Linked DNA regions of Mus musculus: all the other regions are linked to region 5. A link is a loop called in an ENCODE intact Hi-C map of the cell type or tissue named here. Cell type or tissue: gastrocnemius. All regions are shown on one strand. Links, peaks and the distances in the headings refer to the core of each region. The heading gives the core; the rest is flanking DNA. Region 1 overlaps Wwox (WW domain-containing oxidoreductase). Region 2 overlaps Wwox (WW domain-containing oxidoreductase). Region 3 overlaps Wwox (WW domain-containing oxidoreductase). Region 4 overlaps Wwox (WW domain-containing oxidoreductase). Region 5 overlaps Wwox (WW domain-containing oxidoreductase).

Region 1 (6,179 bases), core at 473-5,472, 430 kb after region 5:
AACCCATGCTCCACTTTGTTCTTCAGTGAAGCTTCCCCTTCTAGGACTCTCATACAATTGGAGTCTGACAGTACGCTCTAGGCTGGCTTGCTTCACTCAGCACATGCCTTCCAGATCTGTCCCTGTTGTAACACATGGCAAGATTCCCTTTCTAACATTGCTTTGTCTTTTGGTAGTTTCATACATGAGTACAGTATGTTTAGATCATATCTCCCTTCTACCCCCCACTTGTGAGTCTCTTCCCTCCCCCTGTTAGAATGTTGGCTAGCTTGATCCTGTGCAAGTCTTATGTTGGCAGCCATAGCTGCTGAGAGTTTGTGGATGCGACGACCCTGTCATTTCTAGGAGACAGTATTTAGCAGCAGTCCTCCATGACTTCTGATTGTTACAGTCTTTCCTCCCCATTATCCCTGATATACCCATAGCCTTGTGGGAGACAGGCTCAAGTTCCTTCATATTTTTTTAACGGTAATATTCCATTATACAAAAGCCAGTTTAGTTTATTGAAGATGCTTGGACACTTTGGGCTAGGGTGGGCAGAGCTCTTAGGAACTCCTTTATACAACTATCTGTTTAAATATCGCCCTCAGTCCCTTTGAAAATTTATCTAGGAGCGAAATGGCTGGGCCTTAGAATGGCTCCACATTCAACCTTTTAACACTTGTCAAGACTGTGCTCTTACATTCACGCTGGCAGCCTGTGAGAGTCAACTTTATCGTAACCATTAGCCAATAGCAGTTGTCTTCCCTTTTCCTTTCTTTCTTTCTTTCTTTCTTTTTTTATTTGCCCTTAGGTTTTAGTTTTATTTAAAAAGATTTGTTCTTAATTATGGGTATGTGTCTGTGTGTGTGGTTATGTGCACATATGAGTGCAGGTGCTGTCAGAATCCAGTAGAGGGCGCCAGAGGGCGCCGGACTCCCCCTAAAGCAAGTAGCAGCTATGAGTGCTGGGAACCAAATTTGGGTCTTCTGTAGGAGCAGTCTGAACTCTTCACTGCTGAGCCATCTCTCCAGCCCCTGCCTTCTTAGTTTAAAACAGTGACATCTTACTGTGACTTTGTTTTCTATTTCCCTAACCATTAATGGTGTCAAGCATCTTTTCATGTGATTTTTGTTGTTGTTCCCTCATGTCTTCATCTTCTTTGAAGAAAGCACCATCCAGGTCTAACACTCCGATGCCTTGTCTCTTCCCCACTTTCCCTTGGCTTGTGGCTACGTTCCAGCAACTCGAGTTTCAAGGGCACTAATTTCCTCCGCTGCTCTTTAGAATTTGAGGTAAAAAGAAAACAGTAATTGAAACAGACAGTCGTTATTTACATCTGGGAGGCTGGTATTACACACCCTGATGCTCTTTCATTAGCTGTATTATATTCTTATTATGTGTTTTACTAGGTAATTGTAATCTGTGGCTTTGGGATTTTCTAGCTTTCTTTTTGGTTTATTTTTATAAACAGACAACAGCATGAGTCTAAAAGAACAGGGCCTCAGTAGGAAAAAAAAAAAAAAAAAAAAAAAAAGGAAGGCGAAGGAGAATGAAACCCCAAGCCAGCCAAAGGAGATCTGAGGGCCAAAAATAACTAAATAAGCCCTTCAGAGCTTACTAATCTCCACACAGGTTTTCCCTATAGTTTCCAGAGGTGACAAAATGGGCTCAGTCGCTTAGAATGTAGTTTGTTGCTCTAATTGTGAAGAATTTTAATTAGCCAGTATGTTTTATGGTGCAATGAAACGCTCAGTTCGGAGCCTACGAGTCCATCTCTCTGTGGAGCGAGAAAATGAATATTCTCACCAGAGATTAGGTGGCAACATAGACAGGACTGTCTAGTCAAAGAGAGAGGAGGCCAGGACTCACTACCCCTGCATGCTAACAAAAGATGGCTGCTATACCAAAGAGCAGGCAGGGCAGGTTTCCACTCACTCATGTTGACCATCAGAATTGAAACAAGCCCCGCAAAGGTCTGGCGTTGGCATGACGATGCTCTCCTCTTCCAGCCTCTGCTCGATTCGGCTTGATTATGCTCCTCTAAGAGGGTCACAAGACTAGGCGTGGTCCTCGGGCTCTGGCATTTGATGGCGAGGTGTTTTGATATTCTAATCAGTTGGTAGTAGGATGGAAAGTTTAAATGGAAATCATCTGAACCATACCAGGTGTTCTTTCAGACCATCTACTGACAACTGAGAGTTTAGGGGAAGGCCACCCATCCATCCATCCATCCATCCATCCATCCATCCATCTACCTACCCATACCCACCTACCCATCCACCCATCCATCCACCCAACTACCCATCCACCCGTCCATCTACCCACCTACCCATCCATCCATCCATCCATCCATCCATTCATCCATCCAGAAAGCCAGCAACTCATCCATTGGTTCACCTGTCCATCTATCCATCCATCTACCCAGTCATCCATCCTACAGTCTGCCCACCAATCTATCCATCAATTCCTTCAGTTGCTCATTCATCTGTTCATTCACCCAAATGCTCTGTCCTTCCATCCATCCATCCATCCATCCATCCTTTCATCCATCCATCCATCCATCCATCCATCCATCCACCCATCCATCCATCTATCCATCCATCCATCCATCCATCCATCCATCCATCCTTCCATCCATCTATCCATCCATCTATCCATCCATCCATCCATCCATCCATCCATCCATCCTTCCATCCATCTATCCATCCATCTATCCATCCATCCATCCATGCTCTGCTCTTTTTCTGTTTCCCTTCCCCTACCCCTGCTTCTCTTTCTTACTTTGCTACTTCCTTCCAACCTCCAAACAACTGTTCAGTGCTCATAACAGTGAGTGTGCATCCTAGCCTTTGGTGGCATAGTAAGTAAACGAAACAAGGTTTTGCATTCTGTGAGACTGTTATATGAAATGGGTAATTAACAGATACAATCCTCCTCAACTGAAGTCCTCTTCTATGTTTATGTATTCGTTCCCAATAGATCATTTACCATGTCAGCCAGGAACCAGATGGGGGCCTGGAACGTCACACTTCTTTTGACAGAAAAAAAGTTCCAAGTTAAACATTACTACCTACAGTAGGGTGTGAATTATCAAGGGGCAGAGAACTCTTTCCAAGTCCAGGAGTCTGCCACTGGGAGTGCTGAGACAGTGTGCCCAAGCTAGAAGGACATCCTGCAAGGGTCTCTAGGGGTAAGGCTGGAGAAAAGCCACTGGGTGGCTGGTGACTCCATGAAGGTCAGACTCTCTGGGAAGCCGCTCTCTAGTCCCAGGTCAGGATAACACTGGAGATGCCCATCCATGAAAGTCACTTGGAGTCTCCCAGGAGGAGGAGTACGCTAGGACGTTTCCTGTTTAGGGGACAGGATTGAGTTGCCCACAGGGAGATGCCTCCAGAGAACCTCACACCAGAGCCTGAGGCCTCCAGTGTCCCTCTAGTGCCCTCTACTGGCTAAGTTTGTCGTGGTGCCAGCCGGCACAGGGGAACCAGTTCTTGGTCCTAAGCAGGGCCAAGGCAGCTGGGTACGACAAAGACAGGTCATCTGTTGACAGCTGGGACAGATGTTCAATAAATACCGTGGGGGAAATAAGCTGAGTGAAGAAAATGAGAAGGCTCAGGTGTGTCATTTTTGACCGGGAGTATTCAAGACAGGGCTCTCAGGAAAGGCAGCATTTGAATGCAGGCCTGAAGGGAGTAATGTCACTGGCAGAGCATTCACCCAGAAGAAGCAGCCATCGAGTGCAAAGGCCCTCCGGCCAGAGCCTACACGGCACGCTTGAAGAGGAGGCAGCCGCAACCTAGTGGATGTGAGTGGGGGCTTAGAGGACGCCTGAGAGTTAGCATGCTGATGTGGGAAGCCTTCCTTCTAGAGAAGCTTCTAAAATTTGCTCCTTTTCCCCCAAAGAATGGGTCCCCCAAAGAGTGGATTGGCGAGAGGGGCAGTAACACGGACAGAAACAGAGACACCACACTAGAAAGCTAGGCAGCGATCCAACTTAATAAAAGACCTCAGAGCCAGCAAGGCCAAAGCGGTTCCTGTTCTGCTCCGGGTGACAAACCGTCTTAGAAATAACGATGGTAGGCACGCATGTAAAGACACTCAGAAGGACCCTTCTAATGATGCCAACGGCAAATGATTTGTTGAATGTATGTTCCCACCCCGCAAGGCCCTCAAGAAACAGCGAAACAGAGACAGGACTCAATTTCCCCCATGAGACTAACAGTGTGCATGTGTGTTCTCCCTAGATCTGCTCTCCTCTCCATCACCTGGCCAGTGTGGTCCTCATCTCTAGGCTCCCGCCTTGTGGATAACATCTCTGTAAAAACCTAGTAACTATAACTGTGGCCATAGCTAGCATCTCTCACAGTATCCATGCAGTCGGGCTAAATCACTGTGGCCATAGCTAGCATCTCTCACAGTATCCATGCAGACAGGCTGAACAGCAGCATACCCTCCCTGTCCCCTGACCCTCCATTCTCTGCCTCTGCCATGCTGGAATCACAGGAGCATGCTGCTGCACCCAGGTCTTTTTGTGGGTTCTGCAAGTCCACCTTGAGGTTCCCATACTTGCAAAGCAGACACTGGAGATGTATTGACCAAGACATCTCCCCACTGCCCCACTTTAATACATATTTCTTACACTAAGACAAACCTAAATTTGTGTTTTCTGACACCACAGCCTATGGTTTTGTTTGTTTGTTTGTTTATCTTTTTCTCTACCATTGCTCTGACTCTCCCCCGTCTGACATTATCTAGGACTTGCCACAATTTCAGGAATGCTCGGCTGTTTTGTTGTTGTTGTTGTTGTTGTTTGTTTTGTTTTGTAGCATGGAATGGGGACTGTCCTCAGTCACTGGCTGGGTCATGGACAGCAAACATTTGGCCCTCAGAGTGACATTCCTACCAAGTTTCCAACAATGGTGTCGGCCTGGTACGCCTGTCCTTCCTTGGTGTGAGCAGAAGTTTTATGACTGTGTGTTTATGGGAAAGTGCTGTTACTATTCTTAGACTGGCTGCTCTCACTTATTCATAGCCCCACTCTGCTGGTGGGCGGGAACGAGAAGTTATAATAGCAGCGCAGGTGCCTCTCATTGTCTTCCGTTCCTCACTGGATCGTGTTTATTAAGAAGGAAATCACAGTGGTGTGTCTGGAACTGCGTCTGAACAAATAACCCACAGGGAGGAGTCCCCGGAAGGTGGGCAGGAGGCAGCACACCAAGAGAGGCAAAAACAAGCCCGTGCTAATTGGGATCAGGCAGTGCTTTGCATGAGAATCAAGAACAAGAGCTCGGCTGCCACGTAATTACTGGCCTCAACCTTTGTTGGCATACTTCTTCACATAATTCTACAGGAGAGCGGCAATTTGAATTTAACACACTTTTTTTTTTCCTTCTGGGTTTTTAAAGGAATTTGAAAACAGAATTGCACGAGTACAGGGATGAAGAGAGGTCTTTGCTAAATGTTCAGGTTGCTTATAAATATATCGCTACACACACACACACACACACACACACATACACCGAGAGAGAGGGGACGAGGGAGAGGGAGAGAGAAAGAGTGCACACACTACCACCACCACTCTTTGGACAACTATCTCACTTGGTGATGTTTGGTTCCTTGGACAAAGCTCTTCTGACTCATTCAGATGAAAGGCAGGAGACTTAATTCAGTAGAGATTGGGAACTGCCAGCTCTTGGAGTCCACATCATCATAATCTTGTGGCAGTTTTCTAGCCAGATCCTTGAGAGACTTATGGATGTGTGTCTCTACATGTGGGTGTGGTGTTTACACAAAAGGCAACCCTTGGCCCATGTCATCGCTTTGGTCATGAGGCACCCTGAAGGGATATCGCAAATCCCTTTACAGAACCATGCAGCAAGTGTACCTCTTCATTCATCAGTCACTGCCATATCAAAGATAAACCAGACGTCACCCATGGCTCTGATACTCATGGTCCCGCACCACAGACAGAGCCATGTACAGAGGACTGGAACACCAGGGTCACTTGCTATGGTTTCCCAGGGCAATAGAGAGGAAGAAAACAGTCCATTCAAATAGGGGAGGGGGCACAAGGTAGTGCCCAAGTAGGCACCACCTCAGAGGACGCTGAGGGGGTAAATAAATTAATCTTCCAACAATAGAAGGATTGGAAAGACCACAGACAAACTTGGGACACATCAGGACAGAAACACATTTGG
Region 2 (6,179 bases), core at 484-5,483, 170 kb after region 5:
CAGCATCTAGCCTGTTCATTCATTAGCAAAAGCTCTTCAATACTTCCGTCACGTTTAGATTGTGTCTGTTGCTCTACCATAGTCTTGGCTTGGATAATAGATGCTGGTTGTCAGTGTTAGGTGGAGAACACCTGAAAACCTTGGAGGTTTGGGGTGAGGGACACAATAATGGTTTGTTTTCTCTCAATGTGATTTCTGCTTTGATTCACAAACTACTGCAAAATAGAACTTGCTACGTGTGCTGTGTGTTAGTTGCAAATGTGGATTCGGGAGTGTTAGTAGGCACTTTTCTTCTTGGTTCAGTGAGGTTTTTGTATCGGATGTTCTAGATGCTTCTTATAATGGAGGTCTGGGTATAGCTCCTTCCTGGAGAAGGCTTTGTGGCTAGAGTGTGGTTTATCCTTCATATCCCTGAAGACAAATCTCTTGGAGGAATCTCACCGCTGCGGTTAGAACTGAAGTATTCACAAAGCTGAATATGAAGGTTTTACATATTTGTCGGTTGTTTTATCAATGGTGTGTGAAAGCTTTTCTGTGAATCCATTAGCCCAGTGTTACTTGAATATAGAAGTGCATGTTGCACAGCATCCTCGGTCAGTCGCCCTTCTGAGCTCGGGGCCAGGGAAATGGCTTAGTGGGATAAGCGTGTTCTGAACAAGAATTAAGAACTAGATTCAGACCCCCAGAAGACAGATGAAAGCTGGGAGTAGCTTTATGTGTTTGCAACCTCAATGTTAGGGTTCCATGATTGGATCTCTCAGGGCCTGAAGTTCCAGGTGCAGTGAGAAGTCTGCTGATAGGTAGATAGATAGATAGATAGATAGATAGATAGATAGATAGATAGATAGATAGATAGCTCATAGATACAGTAGAGGGTGTTAAAAGAAGAACCCAACATCTACCTCAGACATATGTAAAAATAACTTTTATTTGCCTGAAGTAATTGTCATCTCTGAGTCTTACTGCCTCTGTCTGCTAACCTATACCTCGTCCTGGAAGCTTCTAACCTCTGTACAATCCTATCTAGGCCTAGAATGTTTTCAGCCTCTGAGACTTGCTGCTGAATCCGCTGACCTCTGACTTGTTCTTTCTGAGCTCTGGCTCAAATTCCTTTCCCTGTAGGCTGATTCAATCTGGATTCTCTTGGTGTCCTACTGAAGTGCTCTGCTTGGCCTCATATTGACCGTGTCATTCTGCTCTAATCTTCTGGCTCCTTCTCATCCTCTGGCTCGTTCTGTCTTCACCTGTGTCTAGCTTGTTCTCTCTCTGCAATCTGACTCTGTACAACTGTCTGGTAAAACTGCCTCCTGTCTTCTTTCTTTCTTTGCACTGCCCCCAAAGTAGCTTTCCCTTTCCTCTCTTTTCTTGTGAGAGTTGGCCATAGTCTGTTCTGTCAAATCTTTTTCTGATTTGTCACTTTGTCTGCCACTCAACTAGACATCGCTTTCAGGCATGGTACTTTAACTAACTTTGCTTTCATTGTTTAAGATTAAAGGTGTCCACTAAAGGCTTGTCTGTATTCCAGCTAGAGGGATTAAAGGTGTGTACTCAGGCTGAGCCACACCACCACTAGAAATAGCGTTTTCTAGTAAACAGCACAATCTTGGGTTTTATGATGTGGTCAAATATCCTGCAGCGGATTTATATACATGAACCCATTGGTGTGCACACCACCACACACATACATACATACATACATACATACATATGAATGTTCCACAAATACACACATGAGATAAATAATAAAAGTATTTTCCTTTGAACTTATAGATCCTTGGCAGTTACTGGTGCTGTTTTTTTAAATGATCAAAATTGGGTCTTTAGGCATATAAGTCCAGCTATCCTTCTGGTGGTGGCAAGGACAGCCATCGGCTGCCTGGCACAGTAGAACAACTGGCTCTCCTTAGCATTTCTCCTAATCAAGTTCCAGTGTTTCCTGTGGCCATCAAGACAAGGTAGGGAATTTGTCTCAAGCATCCTATCCTGCCACGTTATACCTCAAATAACGGACTCCAGAACAGAGGATTTGTCTAGTGGTCACCATCTGGCCATTGTCCACATATAGTAATTGAGACCTTGATATATGTTGTACAGCTGGGGAAATTCTGAATTCTGTTCAGTTTCAGTTTCAGTAGTCATACATGTCATGTACAGGGTGCTGTGTATAGCACCTTTTTTTTCCCTTGTCCTTAGTTTCTTTCGATTCTGTGAGCAGTACCTGAGTGTAGAAAGTTCTCGTGCCTCAATGTAGATGACAGATATAACAGGGGACATGGGCTAAAATTGATAATAAGTGAAATAATTCTATTTGCTGTGACTATAGTGATTTTAGTATGATAAATAGGGAATCTGCTGGTGGGTATAGGAGGAGGTTGATGTCTCTGTCTCTACCTTGATCACTCCAGGAGTAAGATTCCTGGCAAGACAGGAAAATGGCGTAGGAGAACCTGAGGCGGTGGCCTCAGACCTATCTATCTGGTCTCGAGGCAACCCTAGTGACTGCGAGTTTCCATTCTCCTATTCCTGATTAACTAGGAAGCAGGACTTGATATCTCATCAGCACACATTAGCTACGGCTGTTGACTGTTTTTCTTTGTTTGTATGTGGTTGTTTTTGAGCCAGGGTCTCACTATGTAGGCCTGGCGAGCATTCTGAGTGCCAGGATTCCAACCCTAGGTGTAGAGATTAACAACATCGTGGGGCACAGAGTCTTGTTTAGGTCCTCTTTGATATCAGTGACCTGTCTAAATGGCCGGTGGTACTTTGCCATTGAGTTCCATATTGTTGGGTTCTTCAGACGGGAGGATGGAGCTCAAGAGGAGGGAGGAGGGAGTTTTGGAGGAAGGAATATGGAGTTCCAGGAGGAGGGAGCTCATGATGAGGGAGGAGAGCAGAGGGAGCCCAGGAGAAAGGAGAAGAGAAGACGCCCATATACTTCTCTAGGCTAGGACTCCATTTGTCCTTCAGAGTTCCTTCCCCATCTCACCTTGCTAAAAGCATTCTTCCCTGTGGCATGGGCATAGCTTGGGTATACTCTCCATTGTACAAGGCCCAGGAAAGAAGAAATACCACCCTGCCTGGCGCTCAGGAAGCCCAGCCCCCCTCCTCCCTGCAGCCAGCCCCTGTAAGCATTAAACAGCAGTGTTTTAATATCAACGTCCCTTCTTTATTTGCTGTGACTCGCTGTGACTATGGTGATTTTAGTTACCGTAATTAGGTCACCCTTCATGGAGTCGGGCTATTTTAAGTGGCTCTTTAAGGACTATTGTTGCAGATCAGTAATTTTACAATTGGATGCTCTCGTGCAACTTTATTAAATGTAATATGTCTTTTAAATGTTGCCCTTTTACAGTTATACGTTTCTAATTGTTGCTGTAAATGCATTATCACTTTGAAATTAATTAATTTTTGCATTTGGGCATCCTGCAGTATAATAATCACTAATGAGAAACTCACGGGGACTAATTCTTAGCACAGTGCCCCCTACCGGCAAGGTCATGTCTCTGCCGCCCTCTTCCTCCAGAGGGCCACAGGACAAGTGTCCTAGGAGTTCTGGGAGAGGTGATTATTCCTCCCGCCTCGAATTTATGATAACATAAAAAGAATGAGCAAAATGGAAATACGCTGTTTTAAATGTTGTTTAAACCAAGATTTTTTTTTTTTACCAGTAGCAGTCCCTAAAATGTCTTAAAGGAAACCAAAGTTTGCTGAGAGTGTTCGCATGATGAAGTCACATCACCAAGGAGTTTTGTGTTGACACCTCTGCCTCTAAACTGCGTTTTATGTATAGTAATGTGTGTGCCAGATGTTAGCATACATGATACGGCAAGGTGTGCAAATGACATCATATCAGTATAAACCTGACCTGTGCTGTTACCTAACGGCGTAAGAGATTTACCAGGGTGGTTATGGCTATTGGTGTGTGCTGTCTCGTTTGAGAGCTTCGAAGCTCTCAGCTGAGGGGCACCTTGGCAACTTGCACCTGACCTCGAGACACCTCAGGTATCTATCTGCCTGTTTTATTTTTCCCTCACAACACTTCTGCAGGGTCAGAATGAATTGCATCTGTGCCAGGAAAAGCCTACCTAGCCTGTTCAAGAAAATGCCATCCTCGCCTCCAGAGCCTTCGCCAACTCCTTCCAGCTCCATTTCCTTAGTCAAACACACCGTAGCGCCCCTGCCATGTGTGTCTGATTGTGTCGTTATGTTTCCTCTTTAAAGCATTTGACAGCACCTTCTTGACCCACTCCCCTCTTTTTTTTTCCACATTAGTTTTGAACGCTGGTAAACAACCTCCTTGCCAGAGGTCTCAGGGCCAAGCCAGCCCTCTATGGCTCCGAGTGTAAATTTCAAGTTGAGCACAGTCACGTGCCTTGAAGGGTGTTTGGAGCAACCAAATATTTGTGTTGGCAGGTAACTGTCGGAAAGAATATCATGTGTTGGGGTAACAAGAGCTTAGCAGATGTTTTAGGGAACTGTGTTTTCATATCAGTTCACTTTTTTTTTTTAAAATGGCTTGAGTTTGTAGATCTTCTGAAAGGATTGGGTTTCTCTTCCTGTAGCCATGAAAAGGCTGCCATTGTAAGGAGCCCTAACAGATGTGTGGCTACCCGGCTAATGGATGGGCCTGCAATGCTAGGTCCCGTTGCAGAGCTATAAATTACAAGCAGAGAAAGCACAACATAGCGTTCTCCTAACCTTACGCAGTGCCAAGCTGGGTAACTCTGCCCTTGGATAACCCGCGGCCTGGTGATTTATAGTCGTACAACTTTAAAGCATAATGAAGGGCCTAATAAATGTTGATTTGTTCTTTAAATTACTATTTTTAACAAAATACATCCCTCAAAGGCCTGTAGCTGGCTACTCTGAAGGTGCATTCAAGGACCCACCTCATGTCTGAATCCTTATTGGTATATTGGCGTGCCCCATACAAGGAGAGACAGGACTAACAGGGACTTTCCAGTTTCTCTCTCTCTCTCTCTCTCTCTCTCTCTCTCTCTCTCTCTCTCTCTCCCTCCCTCCCTCCCTCCCTCCCTCCCTCCCTCCCTCTCTCTCTCTCTCTCTCTCTCTTTCTTTCTTTCTTTCTTTCTTTCTTTCTTTCTTTTTTTCTTTCTTTCTTTCTTTCTTTCTTTCTTTCTTTCTTTCTTTCTTTCTTTTCAGTTGAGAAAAGAAAACACACCCTGCAACATGGAAACCCATATTCCTTGTTGATCACAGTATTTTGAGCCTTCCAAGCATGGGTGGAATTCGCTGATTTCTGTGTTCCCCCAAGCCGAGGTATGGCAGGAAAGTAGACTTTGGGGACCTCTGCGGCCGGGCCACACATGAGCTTTCTCACCACGGCTTCTCCAGAGGCTCAGCTCTCCTCTTACAGAGGGCTACCTCCCTGCAGCCTTCTTACCTGAAGGTGATCATTATTAGCTTAGGGCTCATTAGTCAGCTTTCCATTCTGCCCAGAGCTTTAAAGTGTGTGGCGTTTGCTTAGTCCCAAGGCCCGGGCATGTGGCGGGTTTCACAAGAGCCAAGAACTTGGAATCTTTAGGCAGTTGTTTTAAAGTTTCGTTCCCCTGCTTCTCTTCAGTCGTTTTGTAATAATTCAACCTGCCTTGGGTCAAATGTCTGTATCCGTGCGGTGACTATGAGCTGTGAGCTCCTAATTCACATGGAAAGATGGTTGGAATAAGATCTAGGGGGTCTTCTTTAATTTTTTTCGTAGATTCTGTAACCCTGAGGCATCCAGAGGTATGCTTGGTCCCTCAAGTGGGAAGTGCCTTTCAAGGCTGTCTCGGCTTTCACTTCATGCTTCCGAAGTGGCTGCAGGAGTGGTGATCACTGCGTCCTGAACACATTCTGAAAGCAAAGTGGGGCCGTATCATTCTCCACCCCTTAGCTCTTTCTCCATAAGAAGAGGATTCTGACTCTGAGCTGCTCTGTGAGTCATCTTTCCCTGCTCCCACTCTCCGAAATTAAGTCGATCGTCCCTGTTCCTGGCGGATGGATGATGGGAGGCTAACAAAACACAGAAGTGACTTTTTGTAAAATAGAAGAATCAGCCATCCAGTGGCTTAGACTGTCTACCCACAGTGTGGCCACGAGAACATATGAGAATTAATCAGAGGGTACCTGGGTTCTCGGTTCCACATGACCAGCCCCAGCTCTAGTCAGCCCAGCCATGCGTT
Region 3 (6,179 bases), core at 625-5,624, 88 kb before region 5:
AGGGAGGTGTGTGCTCCCTGACTGACCCACTGGGTTCTCACAGGGCCTCCCCCTTTGATGTGAGCTCTGAGCAGACTGTTGTGTGGATGACGCTCTCACGCTGTCCGTAAGCAATGCAGAACTAACTTTTGAATGTTTATACTCGATAGTACTAAGGCAGTTGAGTAAATTCTCAGTTCCAAGCAGGAAGGAAGGGCAGGATGGTCCTGGAATGTAGGAGGTTTCAGAGGCAATGCAGAAGTACAACGAGGGCGTGAAAAACATTGGTTTTAGACACAGTGTCTTGCTGTGTGTCCTTGCCTTGCGTTAGCAATGTAGCCCAGGCTGGCTTCCAACTCCTGATCTTTATGCCTCTCACGACAGGATTATGGGTCTGTCCCGCCACACTCAGTTCCCAGCCCTTCTCTCTACAGTTGTGAGCTGGCTTTACCTCTGTCAACTGAATTCAGCCTTCTGGATTGGATGTGGATCAACTACAGCCCCCGGGTATAATCTGACCTCCTTGATTTTGTAGGTGTTTTTTATTGGAACACAGCCATGCACATTTAGGGTATCACCAGAAGTCGAGTAATTACAGTAGGGATCATGTGGCTCTCAAAGTCTTTACTGTGGGGCCTGCACTCAGCATTTACTCTGGGTGATCCAGCTGAACCCAAGGCAGGGTTGCCTCAGCGTCTCGGATCAGCCCATTTAGCTGAGGCTGGGATAACGGGATACCCAGGCTACAGGAAGAGTGCACCGAGCACATCATGAATAGCTGGAAGGGTTGCCCCATCAGTATTTGCCTGCCCCTACCCGTGGTCTTAGTGAGCTACAAGACTAGAATGTTGTCTCCTCAGGAACTAACACTCTTCTCCTCTTGACCTTTGTTTAACCAGCTTTCTGAACCTGAAGACTTTTAGATTGAAAGCTGTAGCTTGTGGACCTCAGTGGAGAACAGCATCTCAGGCTCCAGGGGAGCCATCCTTTCATCCAGAGCCGCTGCTAGCAGATCAAGAGCCGGAGCCTGCTAACCAGTAGACAATGGAGCAGCTCACTGCCCTGTGTGCAGCACAGCCGGGCAGGAGGGGCAGCAGGGGCAGGAGGGGCAGCAGGGGCAGCAGGGGCAGGAGGGGCAGGAGGGGCAGGAGGTTGTGGCTCTTTGGAGTTACACACGGGCTGGCTCTGATTCTGTAAAAAAAGAAGGAAACGGCTTCAACACGGAGATGACTGCATCTAAGTCCCCGGGAGTCTCAGGAAAGGGAAAGTCTAGCGTTTAGACTAGGGAGTCTCCCACTTCCCTGGGGCCCATGGATTTCCTAAGCTACATCTGTTCGAGAGTAGATTTGGCTGTGTGCACAGAGCTGTGTGGAAGCTGCTTGCCTTGAACCTTCAGGCTGGCTTGCTGGTCAGGCAGCACTCTCTGACACAGGCAGGCACATGTCCCTTGAGTGGGACAGCAGCTGCCCATCTTTATGTCAGAGGGGCATTTGAGTTCCATACAACTGATGCTTCATCGAGACCGGTATATTGTCATTGTATTTCTGGAGGAACAGTCAGGCTTTTGGCAAACTGTGTTGGAAACCCGATAGCAGCTATGAGCACATGAGACAATCTGGTGTCTGGTGCTAAGGACAGAACTCTCTTCTTTCAGTCTGAAGCTTGGAGTGGCTCAGATTTGATTTTAAGTTCTTTCTGATCTGTCTTTTCCCTTCTGGACCTTTATAATGTCGGGCAGCGTCATACATGGTCTCCCCCTGAAACAGCCAGAGGAGCAACAAAAACAAAACTAGCTCTCCTCTTAGAGTATTGTAATCACCACCCCAGGCCTTATTGTAGAGGTTCACACACACACACACACACACACACACACACACACACACACACACACACACACACACACACACACGCACACCAGGTTCACACTCCCAGAGATGAAAGAGGTTCACACGGAAGGTGTCAGTCATCCCTCACTTGGTTCTCTTTAAAGCAGAGCAGAGGCATGAGCTTTTCATGCTGGGAGCCCTGCGGGATCCTTTCCGTACAGTGTCTTCATGTGTAGGCTTAGAGGGTCTGTCCCTAGACCCTGTGGTGATGCTCCAGCATGGAGTTAGTGCCACACTTTCACTTGTCCATTGTTACTGTGATGGGTTCCTGCCTAGAGTAAACCCTTTCCTTTCTGGGCTGCTTTCCTTCCAGACCGTGTAGCAGCCCTGACCTTTCCTAAGGAGCTGTAGAGGATCCTGAGCCAGGCTGGGGGCTGCCTGAACTTAACCCCGTAACCCCCTTTTTTGAGTAAAGCCCGCGTCCTTGTGTTTGGGGTCCTGGAATTCCCCATTACATTCTTTTCCCATTGATGAGCTGATGGGGCCTTGGGTTATCTTCCTTTTGGGAACTCTGTGCTCATTAAGCAGAGGGGAAGCCCCTAAATCATCCAAGAGACCCCTAGGGAGTTAATTAACTATATCTGCAACAACGGTTCTCTTAAGCTAAAGTGATCTGAAATTATTTCCTTCGGAGAAACTATTGGAAGTTGTTTTCTTTGAGACAGAGTCTCATTACATAGCCTAGAGTAGATTCAATTCAGGGAAGTTCTCCTGCCTCAGCTTTCTCCACACCTGGCTGGACACTTGAGATTTTTATGACAGTATTGAGAAAAGTCCTTGACTGGCATTACACAAAAATTAAAAATGATTATTTTATGAGTCAAACAGCCACTTCACATGTGAACGTTCTTAGATATCGTAGTACGTGGTACCCTTAATACCCAGACCGGGTGCCATTAGAAATGCCATCGTGATTGCTGCCGTGCAGTCGGCTAACCCTGGGTAGGAGCAGAGTAGGTATAGAGTGTGTGTGTATGAGTCACAGGCCCCCAACAGATTACATTCATGTATACGTGTCCACAGGTGCCTCTCTGAACAGTTCCAGAGGGGTCTGTCCTCTGAGGCCCCAGTTAATTCTGTATTTGCACTTGGGTTTGGTTTTCACTTTTTTATAGTGTCAGCTTAGTAAATGAAGTTCCTGTTGCTATGCTTCAATGACAAAGTGGCTCAAACCCCTAATTTAAAGAAAATGTTTACAAATCTGATTTCTCTCTTATTAAGGTGTGGTGGTGTGTCACATGCAAACTTGGAAATGTTCCCGCATAAAATCCAATTAAAGTGATTCTATTCTTCCCTGCCTTTATGTAATGGAATGGCACAGTACGAGTCCTAACACAAGCATTGCTGTTTCCTGTAATTAACCTAAAAGCAGCCATGTTTATCTAGTTTATACTGTTTCCCCACTAGAGGGCACTGTTGCCCTTCGAGATAGTTGCACTCGGAGTTTTCTTCTCTGGCTGCCTAGCCTGGCTTTTCCTTTTGTTAACAGTGCCCTTTCCTTCCCCAACATATCTTCTAGGGCATGTCCGGCTCAGTGATAGAGCCCTGGCTGAAGACTAGGACCGGTGTCATCTTTCTCTTTCTTGGCTTTGCGTTTTTGTTTTGTTTGTATAAAATGCCAAAGACGAAGAGGCCCATTTAACAAAAAGGTCCATTGTGTTCAGGGAGCAGCTTGTTCCGCCAAATTACACAAGGACAGTGTTTCTTGGCATTATCGGTTTTGAGTGTGCTGGCCTATCAATTATCTGATTTCTTTTTCTAAGTGGGGATTGTAATATTTAAATATTAATGCCCGTGTTTAAGGTTCATTTAGAATGCCTCAGTGACCTTATTTATTTATTTATTTTTGCCCAGCAGCCTTATCTAGTGTGATATAATGTATTTTAATTAGATTGTTTATGAGCTATGCATTCTGTTACTAGAAGCAAATGTGTCCTTTTGGATTTGGTATCTGTTCCTTAAATAAGAAGTCATAACAGCCAGACTGTGAAACAGGCAACCAGTCCTCTGCACAGTTGGGGGGGTGGGTATTACCATTAAAGTTTGAGCAGGTCGTTTGTGGCCCAGAAGAAAGGACCTTAGGCTTGGCTTTATAAACTATTTTCAGATTTTAAGTGGAGACAGGATAAAACTCTGTTAGATACTCTTGCGTGTATTATGTTCCTTCTCAGTGACTTCTCCCTTTCTTTTGAACATGGGTGAGCCTAAAAATGCCACGGGTGTGAACCTGTTCCAGAGCAGAGCTGTTGCACCAGAGTGAAGATGTTCAGTGCGCTCAAGCGCTGATGTGTTCATTATTTAAGAAATAAATTGTTAAAACTAGGTGGCTTTTGGGAATTATTGCAGACTTGATAATAAAGGCGGCGCTGGCAGCTGGGACCCCTGGCTGTCCCTTGGGTGGTGTGAAGCAGTCTTGTCCTGTCTTGTGCCTTTTCAGCCATGCACATTTACCCCCGTGTGAATTCTCAACTTTTTCCAAAATTGCACTTGGGCCGCGGAGGCCTCTTTCAAGGGTCTCTTAATGTAAGACACCCATAGGTTACCAAGAAGGTCATCATTTCCCTTGATTTAGCAAATGAAGTCCCCACAGTGATTTGCCAAACTGAACTCTGGGGTACAGAACGAGTAAGGCATGATGTGCAAGGCATGAGCCACGCTGCCCGCTCTGTCTCTCTCAGTGTTTGTTTATCCGGCTGTCTAACTTCTCTTTCTCTTTGGATATTGTTATATACTGTATTCAGCCAGCTGCCATTAGAGTCAAGGGGAAGATTCCTTCCTAGATTCTAAGGAGATCTAGATGCTGTGTGTGCATGAGAGATGTCGATGGGAGGTGGGGGAGAAAGGCGAGAGGGAGGGGAGGCTGGAGGCTGCCTGGGGCCTCAGCTTCACTGTGTGGAGGCTGGAGACTGAGTTGGGGCTTCACCTTCACTGTGTAGAGGTTGATTAGCAAGGTGAGCAGAGCTAGGCTCTTTGTTTGAACCGATCTCACAGAAACAAAGTTAGCCAGCATTCACATGTGGTTATAAAGAAACTTCAAACCACATCTCTCATTCTTATCTTTACACTCAATGATACCAGATTAGTGTTTATGCATTGTTATTATATCATACAGACAGGCATTTTAAATAGAAGGGCTCTGCTGTCTTTTAAAATCCTCATCTCAGTGCTTGCAGCTGTATCAAAATGGTGCCAGAGTAGGAGAACAGAGAGGTGAGGTCAGTACCCTAAGTGTGCCTAGGTCCTTGGACAGGTACAGAATATGTGTGAGTTCCTGCCCGGGGCTCAATGTGCTATGCCCACCCCTTTCCTTACCTCAGAAGTAATGGCACATACCCCGTCAAGCTCACTCACTCTGCACCCAGGTCTAGAATGGAACTGACCCCGATGGTCTAGGGACCGAGGGTGGAGCTGTAGGGTAGGCTGTGGCAGATGCAGTTTCCAAGCCCCAGGTGGATCAAGGGTGAAGGCACGGATGCTTGCTTGGGGTTCTTCATCGTAGGTTAGCATGCGAGAGGGGTGCTCATGGAGTCGGGAGGGACAGGAGCCAAGTGTTACATGGAGTTAGTGTTCTGTGTCCTCTCATTTAAGTGACTTTAAATTTATTTTATTAAATGTATTGTCTATGGGGAATGTAGAAAATAGAGATAAAAAAACCAGAAAACAAACAAACAAACAAACAAACAAAAAAAACAATTCAAAATCCTTACAGTTGGAAGCATATGCCAGTGTTCAGCATCTGTGATCCGAGGCAGTGGCTTTCCTCTTTTCTTCTACTGGGCTGTGAAATGTATCTTTCCTTACCATTAAATATTCCACCTCTTAAATGGTTGCATACTATTCCATTATATGGCTCCAGCTATCTCCCCAGTGTGGCACATTTGGGTAGCTTCCAGCTTTTTAATAGCCACGGAATGGAGGCAGACATTTTGCAATTAGATGTTTGTACCCATCTGTGACATTCTGCAGCCTTATTTTGTGCAAGGAGAATTGCTGAATCGACGGATTTACCCACTAATCTTAATATCTTGATCTGTGACACTGCACCCCTAAATTGTTGTACCAATCTGATTGCCAGTTGTTGCTCCGTGTCCCTGCCAATCTTGGGAAGGGGCATAAAGAAAAAGAAAAAAAAACTGTCAATTAAATCCTTATGCCTCCGATTATACCCAAGATGTAGCCGTTCTTCACGCCGGGCCATTTGTACTTATTCTTTTATGAATTGCCTTTTCATTTTGTATGCATGGCTATCAGATACATATTGATTGCTGATTGATTGCTCGTTCCATGCAGTATAATTTAATTTTCAAAATGTCC
Region 4 (6,179 bases), core at 609-5,608, 230 kb after region 5:
AAGGAAGGAGGGGGAAAGGAAAGAAAGTAAAAGACATTGTGGGGTTTTTTGTTGTTTTTGTTGTTGTTGTTGTTGTTTTGGGTTTTGGTTTTCTCGGCACAGTAAAGCAATGCAGGTACCACTCCTGGGTGGGGCACATGGTTAGCTTGGATTGAAACCCAGCCCTGGGAACTCGAGGCCTGGCTGGGGTGAAGGTGGGGACACAATATCCTCAGCTACTCAGCAGCAGTAATGTGGAGTAGGAAAAGGAGATTCCTACATGGCACTGGTTGAAGACCCCATTTAATTCACATAAAACTCTAGGTCTGAACAAGAATGACTTCCTTGAACATATACAAGGATGTGTATGTGTGTGCGTGTATACACACACACACACACACACACACACACACACACACACACAGTTGAAAACAAAATCAAAGGTGTTTTTGGAATGATACCTGTGTGTGGTAAGAAGGCAGGCACTTGGTTCTGATATCTCTGTCAGTGGAAACACTATGGGGGTTTTGGTAAATTTCATTGCAGGTTTTGGTAAATTTCACTGACGACATCCTGCCTTCCACAGTGGCCCACAGACAACCAGTGAAAACTCGGCCATACCTTCAGCGTAACCTAAAGGGATGAGGAGGAGATATTCTCTGAGAACTAGGAAGCCGGCTGCTGATCTCAGCCAGCTTTGCCTTCTGACCGTATTCTAGGTGTTAGGCTGGCTCACAACCCCCCCCCCCCCAACAGTGGTCCTCAGGTTCAGCTGGACATCAGAGTCACCTGGGGACTTCTTATAGAGCAGCGATGCTCCAGGATAATTGCATCCGGATCTCCAGGGAGCTGGGGAGCAGGAGAGGAAAGCAGTCAGGGTGAAACCCGCTTTAATCAGAATTTTCATCACTAGCTGCCGATCTGAAAGAAGGAAAGCTGAGTGAGAACCCTTTGGAAAAGTAAATCCAGGGCCCTGCTGAACCCAGGTCTCCAGAGACCAGCACTGCACCCCGCTTCGTCTTGGTGTTTATTTGTTTACTCTTGTGATTTGGTTAGTTCATTTTTTTTTTGTTCTCCTCCTTTAATCAGGGAAATGTGACTTGCCCTGGAACTTTGCAGAGCCATCCGCCCCTAGCCTTCCATGGCCTCCTTTATCTTACCAGCTGAATGGATACAGAACACTTTTGCCATGTAAGCCATCCATGTAAGGTGTGTGTGATCCAGTTGCTTTAGTACATCTACAACCTCAGAACATCTAATTAGCTCTAAAAATCATCCTGCATCCTTAGACACCTCAATCACACCACACACACACACACACACACACACACACACACACACACGGCCCTAGGCAGTGGTTAATTTCCTTCCTGTCTGTAAGGACTTGCCTGCTGTGGGCACCTCGGAAAAATGGAGTTATAGTGTCCATGGTGTTCTGTGTGTTTTCATTCACTTGGTATCCTGATTTCAAATTTTTCTTGTTAACAGCTTCTACTAATACCATTTTATTTTATTTTATTTTATTTTGTTTTGTTTTATTTTATTTTTGAATGCTATTCGATGGTAGGGATGCATCCATGTCCTGTTTGTCCGTTCATCACCTGGTGAGCATGTTTACCTCCGCCCCCGTGAACTTTCACCTTGTCAGTATCATCTCCATCTGACAGATATCTTGAAATACTTTACATCGGAAGCAAAACGTGATTAGCAACGCTGGAAACTGTGGCTCTTTTCACTCCACAACTGAGGTGCGAGCGACCTTGAACCATTACCGATGTTGCTTCTCCGTCAATGAAGGAGCGAGGGGCGCTCATCCATTCCCGACTTCTTCTCTCCTTCCCAAGGTGGCCAGAGGTGAAGGGAGGGTGTTTCCAGAGAAAAGGAGGGGCTCCTTTAAGATCAGCGCGAGGCCGTCAGTATTGTTTGCGTGATTAATGAGTCCATGGTGCCGAAGCTCTCATTTAATGTATCTGCGCCTTCTAAGAACATTTCGTTTCGTGCGCTTCGACTGGGTTTGAGATTTATGAGGCCTAACTTGCAAGCGATGTGCGCCCGGATTAAGGGAACCTGAGACTGTCTATTTATGTCTGACCCGAGGAAATTCCCTGTAAGCTGCTTATCGGAGGCGCTTGCTAAGGGCATGATGGGAAGATGGAGTCCTTTGGTCCCTGGTAAAATCTGGGATCTGCTCTCTTGCGTTTTCATAGTGCATTCAGAAAGTAAGTCCACCTGTGTGTATCTGCCCGATGATCCACTGGGATAAATTTAGTTTTAAAATACATATACTCTGCGACTCTCTGTTTGACTGCAAATGCGACTCTCAATTCGACTCCAAATACCAACTCTTCTGGGTACATGCATGTTTAATTCTTCGTTGTCAAACACCATGTCTGATCAAGGTGATTTTGAAGAATTTAATGCAACTCTTTACTCTCCATCTATTAAAACACGCATGGACTGAACTCTTCCTATCTGCTTTTTTTTTTCTTTCTTTGAAACTTTTTTTCACACTGTAACAATTAGGTGTCTCTAAAATCTTGTGAGAAGTGCACGCATTTACTGTTTCTCCACCAGGGGGCACTGTGGTTCGGCTGCCCATTTAAACAGCCGGTCTTCTATCCGTTTACCAGAAAATACACAGAAGGAATCCTATCTGGACGCAAACAGATGTCAACTCTTTCTCCGCACTAGCAAGCGGTAGTGTTGTCAAGTTTGTTAAACTTAGCTCGCTGGAGATTAACATGCAATGTATAATGTGCATGTGCCTAACTGTATAATAAATAGTAAATCACATTTTTATGCTTTCTCTGAACTTGGAGGCTTGCAAGTTATTATTTTTTTATTCCCTGGGTGTGATGAAATAAATAACCTTAAAATACATTTTAAAGATGTCAGTCAGGGAGGGGAAAAAAGTGCTTGGCACCGGTATTTGATAGATTTCTTTTGTGATTAATTCTCTTGTTGAGTTTTAATGACTTTAAAGATGTAAAAGCTAGAAACTACAAAACTAGACATGGTTAATAAATAACCAGAATAGCAGGTGTGGAGAGACACATCTGTGGGAAACTGAAATAAAATGTATCTCTAGGTTGTATTTGGAAATAGCTCTTTGGGGGGGGGGGGAGGGAGTTTTAAAACAGTGAACAGCAAGGTTGCTTTTATTTTTTTCCAGAAAAATTCTTTCAGAGAGTGTTCTCTAAAACCCACACATGTACACTGAATTATTTTATGACCTAATGTTTATTAGCGAGATCCATGTCTTGAAACGCATATGTCTTCCTGGAATTTTTGGAAAGTATTCACAAACATCTTCTGGTATTTTTTTTTTCATGCCTCTTTACCCAGCTCCCTTTCCTGGCTCTAATGCAAAGTGCTTTGCTGATGAACTGCCTTTAACAGGCCCAGAGAGCTGGGCCATTCCAGAAAACAGAATTGTGTGGACTGTGTTTCAGTAATACTATCATTTTCCCCCCTTCCTTGGACACTCAGAATTTATGAACTATGACCCAGTTTATCCTGAGAAGCTCTCTGTGGATCCAGGAGGGTGGAAGAATGGATGCCGGTCTCCAGACAGCAAATATAAGGCCCTTCACAGGGCCTTTTGCCTTGTCCCAGATGTGTAAAGCTCCTGTCACCCTATTGGAAGGCTGGATCCAGCCCATTAGCTCCACCCCCACCCCTCACCCCTACCCTGTCACAGGCAGTGCTGGGGTATTGACTTTCCTAGAACATTTCAACTTGAGTTCTTAAGCCCAGCAGTTTATAAACCAAACACACATTAATTAATATGAATAATGACTTGGAAGAGTCACAGGCCCCCAGAAGAAGAATGTATAAATGGACATATTTGCACATATGCTTTTGTGTCCAAAAGGAGATAAATGGTGTGTTGAACACAATCCCGTCTCCTCCGTGAAGGGCTATTATTGTCCCCGTTTTTTTTTTTTTTTTTTTTTTTTTTTTCCGACTCCCCCAAGTACAATAGGCCAGGCACATTTCACACAAGGCAGCTTCCCGCCCCAATCTCCAGAACTTCAAAGTTAAAAGATCTTTAAAAATAAATAAATAAATAACCAACACAGGTCTTATTTTTGAAAGCTCTGGATTGTAAATGAAGTCTAATTATCTACCTTCCCCGTGGCTGGAGGGAGGAGGCAGACAGAATATTCTGCCCTTCTCTTTGTATTATTTCCTTCTAAATGAACACACTTGCCAAGTGTTCAAGGCGACTTCTGCCACTACTGCACCTTATCTAAGTAGCCTGCTTTCTAGAAGGAAGGCAGGCAGCATCCTGCCAGGCAGACCCTTGTCCAGTGACTTTCCTATCAGCCCTGTTCTGGATAAGAGCAGCATAAATAAGCTCACACACACACACACACACACACATACACACACACACACACACACACACACACACACACACACACACACACACACTCCTTTCCCTGGAAAATCATCTTCTCTTTTTAAGGATCTGGGATGGGGGGTTTAGCTCAGAAGCCAGTGAATGTGAGCATTAATATCCAAGCCCAGAGAATCACTGCCTGACAGTGTTGCCTGACAGTGGCTTGCCTAAAAAGAGCAGGCTTCTTTCTCATTCCTGCCTAGGGAAGTTGGCGGGTCCTGCGGTCAGCAACACCCTCCTTCCCAGTCCTGGACGTGCCTTCCAGATCTTGCTAGCACACACACACAGCATGTAGACTGAAGGCTGGAAGGCGCCCCAAACATTTGGCCAGGAAGAGGCAAACAATTCCAGCTGGCCCACGTGCTGCGCTTTAAAAATTACCCAGATGAACTGATTTTGTAAAGAGCGGGTGGAGGGGACTCCAGGGCTGGGGGGGGGGTGTGGAGGGGACTCCAGGGCTCTGGGGGGTGTGGGGGGGTGTGGGGGATCAGGGTGCCGATTCAGCCTCTACTTAGTCACAAGCAAGTCATGATTCTGAGACAGGCAAGGGTTGGCTCTGCAGAGCACATTGCCTTGGCTGAATGCAAGAGACAAGAGATGATCTGGTAGGAAGGTTTACCACCTTGGCCTGGCCCCTTCCAGACCCCTCACACCACAGGGTCTGCTTGAGGATGACGTTGGTTTGCCAAAGAGGTATGTCTTCGCCAACAGCTGCCTCCCAGAGCCAGAAACAAGAGGTTTCGAGTTTGGGTGGGGGGGGGGGGGGCAGGGCTTCTGTGGACGTGAAAAGGCTGCCTCAGAACTGTAAGGCATCTCTCCAAATGTGCTTGGACTCCCTGCTCTCTCGTTCCCCCACGGACGACTGACAGGCCGCATTCTCTTGGCCCCATGCCCAAGTGAGTTCTTGGCACACATCAACATTGTACATCGCTTTTGCTTCAGAGAAAAGTCGGCTCGGTGACTTAGCCGCTCTGTCGAGCCGGAAGTCTCGCTCCTGTGCTCCTAAAATTTCATATTAACCTGAGAAAGAGAAGAAGAAAAAAATGAAAGGGAATCTTTCACTCTTTTTTTATTTTACTCTGTCCAGTCCTCAGAGGTGGGCGCTCAGAATCTCCCCAGTCCTACCCACCTACTGGAATACCCTGTGACCGGCAAGGGACCGTGTGTCTCACTGCCACACCTGTCCAGTTCCAGCAATGTCACGTTCACCAGCTGGCTCCTGTTAGAAGGTTGAAGCTGATTAATTATAACTTACCAGAGGCCTGTTCTACAGTAAGACTCGGGCCCTGTCTGTTCTGTACCACTGTGGAACACACAGGAGAAGCAAGATTCTTCTAACGAAGACAAGGTGATCTCAGATGAAGAGGTCAGCCCAGATAGCATTGCTTGCTACCTGTCCACCCAACCATGAGCAAATGTGTAGGCTGGACCAGCCCGTGTTCTGATAGAAGAGAACACTAGCGATTTCTCTGTGTGCTGCTCTGTTTAAAGGAACAAGTAACGGTAATAATATCTGAATATAAATTAATTTTGAAAGGATTGGGGAGGTGGCTCAGCAGGTAAATTGTTTGCTGAATAAGCATGAGAACCTGAGGTCAGATCTCCAGAACCCACTTAAGAAGGCTGAGCACTTGGCTCCAGCTGAGGAAACCTAGGTAGAGATAGAGACAGATCCTAGGGTCCCTGGCAGCCAACTGAGCTGAAATGGCGCATACTGAATCAAAGGGGTAGGGGAAGGCATGTATAGAGAGTAGTAGAGGAAGACATCTAATGTTGACTCTGTGGGGAATTGGTG
Region 5 (6,179 bases), core at 727-5,726:
TTCTCACTCACGGGATGCAGTGGTCATTAGCCAGAGTGATCCCGCACCCCTTCCGGACCTAAGGAGTTACATGGCCACATCGGGATTCATTTCAGTTATCACACCTTAGGGAAGAATGGTGTGATTTGCATTCGGTATATTAGGAATGTTGCAGAGCTTTCTGGAGTAAACAGGAGATTTCAGGGCACGGAGATCTGCCTGCTCCAAAAGACAGTGATGCCAAAGCTAAGAGAGCCCGTGCGCATGTAGACTGTGTCCCTGGCGCTTCGAAACCCAAAGCATAGATGAGCAGTGTAACACAGCCTAGGAGGATAAAGGAAGCTAGCAAGCCACCAAGTGAAGGGACTGGAGACATGGAAAGTAGCCAGAGCACCCTGGTGTCCACACAGGAGTCCGGAGACCAGGAGGAAGAGACAGGAAGTTAGAATTCAGTGCGGAGACCTGGTGGTGGGAGTGTGGTGCCTGTGACCAGCTGTGAGGACACATCTGCCAGTGGAGACGAGAAATGGATTTCATTGGCTAGTGTGACTGCAAACTCCAACCCAGCAGTGCAACGACACCGTAACTTACACGGGCAGAGCAAGTCCTCAGACATAACGCTGTTGTCTCCTCCGTACAGCCCAGGATGGAGGCTGCTTCTCTTCTACACTGTGTCTAAATGGGTGAAGCTGATGTCCTGTATCAGCGGAAGGGCAGGGACCAGAAGATCCCCTGCACAATCTCCCTTCTTCCTTAAGAACTGGTCATTTTGAGGTGATCATTTCAACTATCTATTACCGATGCTAGAGATATGTTTGTCCATAAGGTTCTTTAAAAACAAATAACTGACATGCCCCCGAAGAAAGAAAACGGACCCGTTTTGGACTCTGCTCTCTATTCCACTCATCCCACACAGGAAGATGCTCAGTAGCTGCCCAGCATCTGAATGGAGGCATCACTGTCATGATTTAACGACCCCCAGTTGTTGGAGGTGCAGGCTGGACACATGCTTTCCCTCTCGTGTGAAGGGAGCTGTGCAGCAAAAGCTCACAGCAGGCACGATTTGTAGGCCTGCTCACTCCAGGGTAAGATCCTCTGGAGGTCCTGAGGAGACCTGCTCACTCACCGCCCTCTTGAATCAAGGCTGCCGGGCAGCTTCCTTGTGTCTTCCCGAGGAACCAGTCACATTTCCCAATTAAAGCTGTTAAGGGAAAGGTTGGTCGGACTCTTCCCGTGTGCCTCCCTCGCTCTTGGTGAAGCTGAACTCTCTTTGTGGATTCATTGACACATTTTTCTTCTGTAGGTTGCTTTTTTTTTCCTGTCCTGGGTTAGTTTACATTTATGAACAATAAGAACTTTTGCATATTTGGGTACTAACATATTAGTATATTTGCATATTTGGGTATTAAGATAGTAACCTCATAGAATGTATCGCAAATACTTTTCACGGACATTTTTCTTTATCATTTTATGTTCAAATCCAGTGACCAGCCTCAATAGCTGCACTCTCCGCTAGTTGTTTGTTTGAGAACGCTTTCTTTGTGACATCCAGCGCACTTACTTTGGTTGGCCCCCTTCCCTACAGTTAGTCCTCTCTCCGCCCCTTTCCCCTTGTTCCTAACCTTGGTCGCTTCTTCTTGGAATGGCCTCCCCATTTGGTTAGCCCAACCTCCATCCTCCCCACCCCTGCCTTCGGTTAGCCCTCCCCCATCCAACTCCCTTTCAGTTCACCCTCTCCCCCGCTGCCTTTGGTTAGCCCTCCCCCACTTTCAGTTCGCCTTCACCCCCACTTCCTCCCCTTGTTCATAACCTCAGTCACTTCTTCTGGAACAGTCTCGCCTGTGCATTTGTTGTGATTATTAACCCTCTTAGTCGTTCAGATTAACGGGTTTCTTCCTGTCTGTCCATCACTTTGAATTACATCCCATGCTCTGGGTCTCATAATTTGATTAACTTCCGTAGCCTGTGTCAAATAGTAACATATTGTCCCCTTTCTCCACCCATGTCTTCAAAAAAGCAAATGACTGTGCCCCTGCCATCACAGTCCCTGCTAGTTCTGCATGGAAAGAACAGATACACAGTAATAGAAAGAAAAAAAGAAAAAAAAAAAAAAGAACCCCCACAACATAGAGCAAAGCAAAAGAAAACTCAGCATTTTGGGTTCTTGTGCAATGGAAGACCATGCAGACCATTTGGCGGTGATCTCTTCGCAAGCTGTCTTCAGGTCTCCTTCACCCATGGGACGAGTGGGTTCCTGAGCCTTCAGAGGTGAACCTTCTGAGGTACGATGTCCAAATTCTGCACTCCAGGCTGGACTTTAAATTATAACTCAGTTTGCACCATGCAAACCATGCTGCCTCCCGTGACCTAGGAGAAGGGTGGCTACAACGTTGAGTCTCCATCTCTGACATAATAGGCCTTCTGTCGGAAAATCCGACCACTCTCGGCAACGCAGCAGAATCAGCTGCACTAACCTTAATGAAAGCTCCTTGCTCTGCCTAGGAGCTGCTAAAAGGAAGAAGGAGTGTACTCCGCACCAGGATCTTGTGACTTGCTGTCGTGTAGCTGAGGTTTCGCTGTTACGCCACTCTGGTGGACAACAGCAGGTAACAGATGTGTGCACCCAGTCTCATTCATTGTCACACCTGAGTAGGGGAGGAAGGCCACGCCTGGCTGCGCTGTGGTCTCTGCAAATGGGCACACGGACCAAAAGGTTGTGGCAGTGTGTCAAAGGAAAAGGGAGGTGTTTGTACTGACCAGCAGGCGTGCTCTGTTGAGAGCTGCTCCCAGATGGTGGGTCCCTTACACGCGACAGACCTGCAGCCTACGCACATTTGCCTTCTGAAGGCTTAAAGAGAAATGACTTTGGATGCAATGATATTATTATTATTATTGTCATTATCATTATTGTTATTATTGTTATTTTGATGTGTCTGTGCTTATGTCTCTATGCATGTGTGCATGTGTATGTGTGTGTGCATGTCTGCGTGTCTGCGTGTGTGTGTGTGTGTTGTGTTGTGTGTGTGTGTGTGTGTGTGTGTGTGTGTGTTTATGTAGGTCACAGGACAACTTAGTAGTTCTTTTTCTCCTTCCGCTGTGGACTCTGAGGATTGAACTCAGTTCTCAGGGCTTCTGTGACCAGTGCCTTTACCACCTCGCTGACCAACAGCGAACACGTAATATTAGTCAGATGTCTTCTTCTATTCACCTCTATTAGTTTGAGGTCCCTTCCTGTCATCATCCTCCCTGCTCTTACTTTTGATCTGTTTGCAGTCACTGCCGAATGACCAATTAACAGTGCTAAGTAATTGTTTAGTCCGTTGGAGGCTCAGTCTTGACCAGTTTTCATCTCCCACACCCAACATTTAGCTTTCGTGAGTTGGACGCTTCAAGATGACAGAATTCCTAGTTGAATGTTAACAATCTTTCACGGCACTTGCTGGGATTCTGTCATTCGAGCTCAGTATTACCTGGGGATCCGAGGCACGTGTGTTGCTGCCAATGTGTATGTCTGTGCCTCGATTCTGTCTACCACCTTTTTCACCCATCAGTCACTGGGATGGTTGTGGCCAGGGGAACCTAGAACTGTTGGCTCACTTTGAATGTGTCCGTTGTGGAAGTCAAGGTCGTGGCTTTCCTCTGTGGAGTCATTGGCTTTAATCTGTGGTTAACTTTGTTTACCCACTGGACCCAAATGTGTGCTCTTTTTGTACTTTTGAACAAAAGCAAGGGCAAATGAGGAGTCACCTGGGTTGACACAAACCCTGGCACAGTCAAATGGGTGGAACCTTAGGCATCTCTATATTTTATTTCACCACAAGATGTCGCTAGGACACCATACCAGCGTGGCCAGTAGGTCATCTCTCTGGCAAAGAGACAGTCATCAAAGGCCACCTGGCTCTGGCCACAGAGAAATCCTATCAAAGCAACAGGAGGACACTGTCAGGGACGCTGGGATGCCATCTCTTGGAGCCTTTATGAAAGAAGACAGGGCATGGGACAGAAGAAGTTCATCTCAGAGACCAAAGTATCCAATCAGCCCAGATGCTACTTTTATTAGGTGAGGTAGCAGGTGACCCAGAGAAGACATCAGGATAGATTGTGTCTCTGAGTGAAAGTTCGTATTTTATTCTTTTAGATAAGTCACAATTTCAGGTTATCTAAAAAGTAGACATTTTAGCATTTTTAAACTTGATTTTTTTTGGGAGGGCCAGCCCATTAACACAACAAGGTAATCATCCATTAACAGATGTATCATTGAGGTGTGATATAAGTCTCTTCTCCATTCTAGACATATGGGAAAAGTTGTGTGAGCCTGGAGCTGTGGTGGCTTTTATTGCTTAGTAGCTCTGCATCAACTCTGAAGTGTTTGAACCTTTCGTGATACTCATGGATAAACTCAAATCTAAGCTGGGAATGGGGACACACACCCACAGTCCTAGGACTTGGGGGGCTACAGTAGGAGGATTGGAAGTCAGAGGCCAGCTTGGGTCATACTTTGAGACTCTGTCTCAAAATAAATGGCAACGCAGAAGACAGTCAAATGTAGCAAGCATTGCCTGCCCTTATTCTTGTCATTGGGCCACTGTTATCCTCATTTATGCCAGGACTGGTTTGCATTGAGATGTTTGCTGTCTGTCCCTGGAGTACCTGCATGCCCCAGTTTTATAGCCCTGTAGCTATTTCCCACACCTGATCCACGTCTTCTTAATTTGGTTAGATTTAATAGACCAATAGGGATAAACATCGATTTTCCATGGCAAGAGTGAAGTTAACTATCATACTGTCGATACTTAGAAAGTTTTCATAAATCTGTTTCAAGGAAGAAGACTCGGGGGCGGGCGGATTCCCAAGCTCCTTATCATTGACCAAATCGCTCGTTTTAAGCTGGAGTTAAGAATTAAGGGGCTGGAGAGATGGTTCCGTGGTTAAGAACACTTGCTGCTGTTACACAGGACCCGAGTTCAGTTCCCAGCACCTGCATGGTGACTCACATCAGTTCTAGGAGATGGGATGCGACTTCCAGCATGCACCTGCACGTTCATGGGCAGCACACTCACATGCACAGAATAAAATGAAATATTTTCAAAATTATGTCTTTTTTCTTACTCAAACGGAGGCCCTACGTCTACATTGTTCTTTATAGCTTATAATTTAAATCATCTCTAATTGGTCAGAAACTTGGTATTTCTCTATAACCTAATTGTTGGCTTTCCAGAGCATAGGCCAAGTGTTTCTATTTGCAGCGTCTTTTGGTTTCAGAGTCTGAACCTAAATCCTGCGTTTTGGCTTAGTTAATTCTGCAGTTTTAGTGTCCTTAGCTCACGTGAGCCACGAGCCTGCAGGGCACACATACATGTAAGCCACAAGCCTGCAGACCCCATGGAATCCTACACAGCTTCACTTTAGGGCCACTGGCCTGTGTTGTAATCCCAGTGCATGGGAGAGTTAGAAGCAGGAGGATTGAGTCTGATGCCAGTCTGGGCTGAACATAGTGAGGGAGGCCTTGCTTCCTGAAACCAACCAACCAACCAACCAACCAACCAACCAATCAACCAACCAACCAACCAACCAACCGTCAAACAATCTAACCCTTTCCCTTCCCTTTTTTGGTCCTGGCTGCTCCATTTTTTCTTCCCCCCCCTAAGAGCAGCGTCTCAGCCCCTCTCTTGATTTGTTCTTTCTAGTTCAGTGTGGCCCATTCTATCCAATATAGAGATTCATGGGAAATGTTGGAACCAGAGTGAGACACGTACTTGGAAGGTCTAAAATCACGTTTAGAATGTCCCAGTGAACCTCAGAAAGGCCTGGTTCTGTAGGCTCAATGTCGCCGTGGTGTGTGCCGGAAGGGAACAGGGTTGTAGTGTTCATACTGGCACCAGCTTTGAGTGGACCACATTCCTGGCAGCCGGCCTTGGAAAACCATTTGAAATTTTAAACATGGGAATTGAAGAAAAGGGAAGCCGATATTGCATTTCTGTTACACTGGTGAATATATTTATCTCATCATTCACTGGGCTACTCACCATGTTGATTCAAGTTAAAGCTTTCCAGGGAGAGTACTGTCCCCTGTAGAGTGACCGTTTCTAAAGTGAGTCATTTTCAAAGGCGTTCAAGAAAGGACCTTGCTTTCTTTGGCTAGAGCAGCACATCTCAAACCTGTGGGTCATGACCCCCATATCAGCTAGTTACACTGTGAT

Evidence for each region. A loop is a pair of places that touch in the nucleus more often than their neighbours do. Peaks named below come from ENCODE experiments on the same cell type or tissue, not always from the same donor. Only the 100,000 strongest peaks of a DNase experiment are listed, where the experiment ranks them.
Region 1: it touches region 5 in a loop (5-fold over the local background); 17 of 42 quality-filtered maps call a loop at or near these places.
Region 2: a loop joins it to region 5, with 2.2 times the contacts of the local background. A loop is called at or near these places in 9 of 42 quality-filtered maps.
Region 3: a loop joins it to region 5, with 2.9 times the contacts of the local background. A loop is called at or near these places in 7 of 42 quality-filtered maps.
Region 4: a loop joins it to region 5, with 2.8 times the contacts of the local background. A loop is called at or near these places in 12 of 42 quality-filtered maps.

The regions. Positions count from the first base shown.
Region 1 is chr8:114,968,152-114,974,330 of GRCm38, forward strand. All of the region lies in intron 8 of Wwox (WW domain-containing oxidoreductase), which reads left to right. Among named protein-coding and RNA genes, the nearest start is that of Gm39257, 10 kb to the left of the region's middle. In gastrocnemius, for the core only: CTCF peaks have their summits at 887 (motif pointing right) and 3,433 (motif pointing left); a DNase peak (open chromatin) is centred at 3,429; H3K4me3 peaks cover 676 bases; H3K27ac peaks cover 2,242 bases.
Region 2 is chr8:114,712,382-114,718,560 of GRCm38, forward strand. All of the region lies in intron 8 of Wwox (WW domain-containing oxidoreductase), which reads left to right. Among named protein-coding and RNA genes, the nearest start is that of Gm16118, 7.4 kb to the left of the region's middle. In gastrocnemius, for the core only: a CTCF peak has its summit at 3,495 (motif pointing left); a DNase peak (open chromatin) is centred at 3,485; H3K27ac peaks cover 1,410 bases.
Region 3 is chr8:114,449,639-114,455,817 of GRCm38, forward strand. All of the region lies in intron 4 of Wwox (WW domain-containing oxidoreductase), which reads left to right. Among named protein-coding and RNA genes, the nearest start is that of Wwox, 13 kb to the left of the region's middle. In gastrocnemius, for the core only: a CTCF peak has its summit at 3,264 (motif pointing right); a DNase peak (open chromatin) is centred at 3,299; H3K4me3 peaks cover 350 bases; H3K27ac peaks cover 546 bases.
Region 4 is chr8:114,769,015-114,775,193 of GRCm38, forward strand. All of the region lies in intron 8 of Wwox (WW domain-containing oxidoreductase), which reads left to right. Among named protein-coding and RNA genes, the nearest start is that of Gm16118, 64 kb to the left of the region's middle. In gastrocnemius, for the core only: a CTCF peak has its summit at 2,554 (motif pointing right); DNase peaks (open chromatin) are centred at 2,569, 4,678 and 5,270; H3K4me3 peaks cover 1,321 bases; H3K27ac peaks cover 1,611 bases.
Region 5 is chr8:114,537,524-114,543,702 of GRCm38, forward strand. All of the region lies in intron 5 of Wwox (WW domain-containing oxidoreductase), which reads left to right. Among named protein-coding and RNA genes, the nearest start is that of Gm16116, 56 kb to the right of the region's middle. In gastrocnemius, for the core only: a CTCF peak has its summit at 3,803 (motif pointing right); a DNase peak (open chromatin) is centred at 3,852.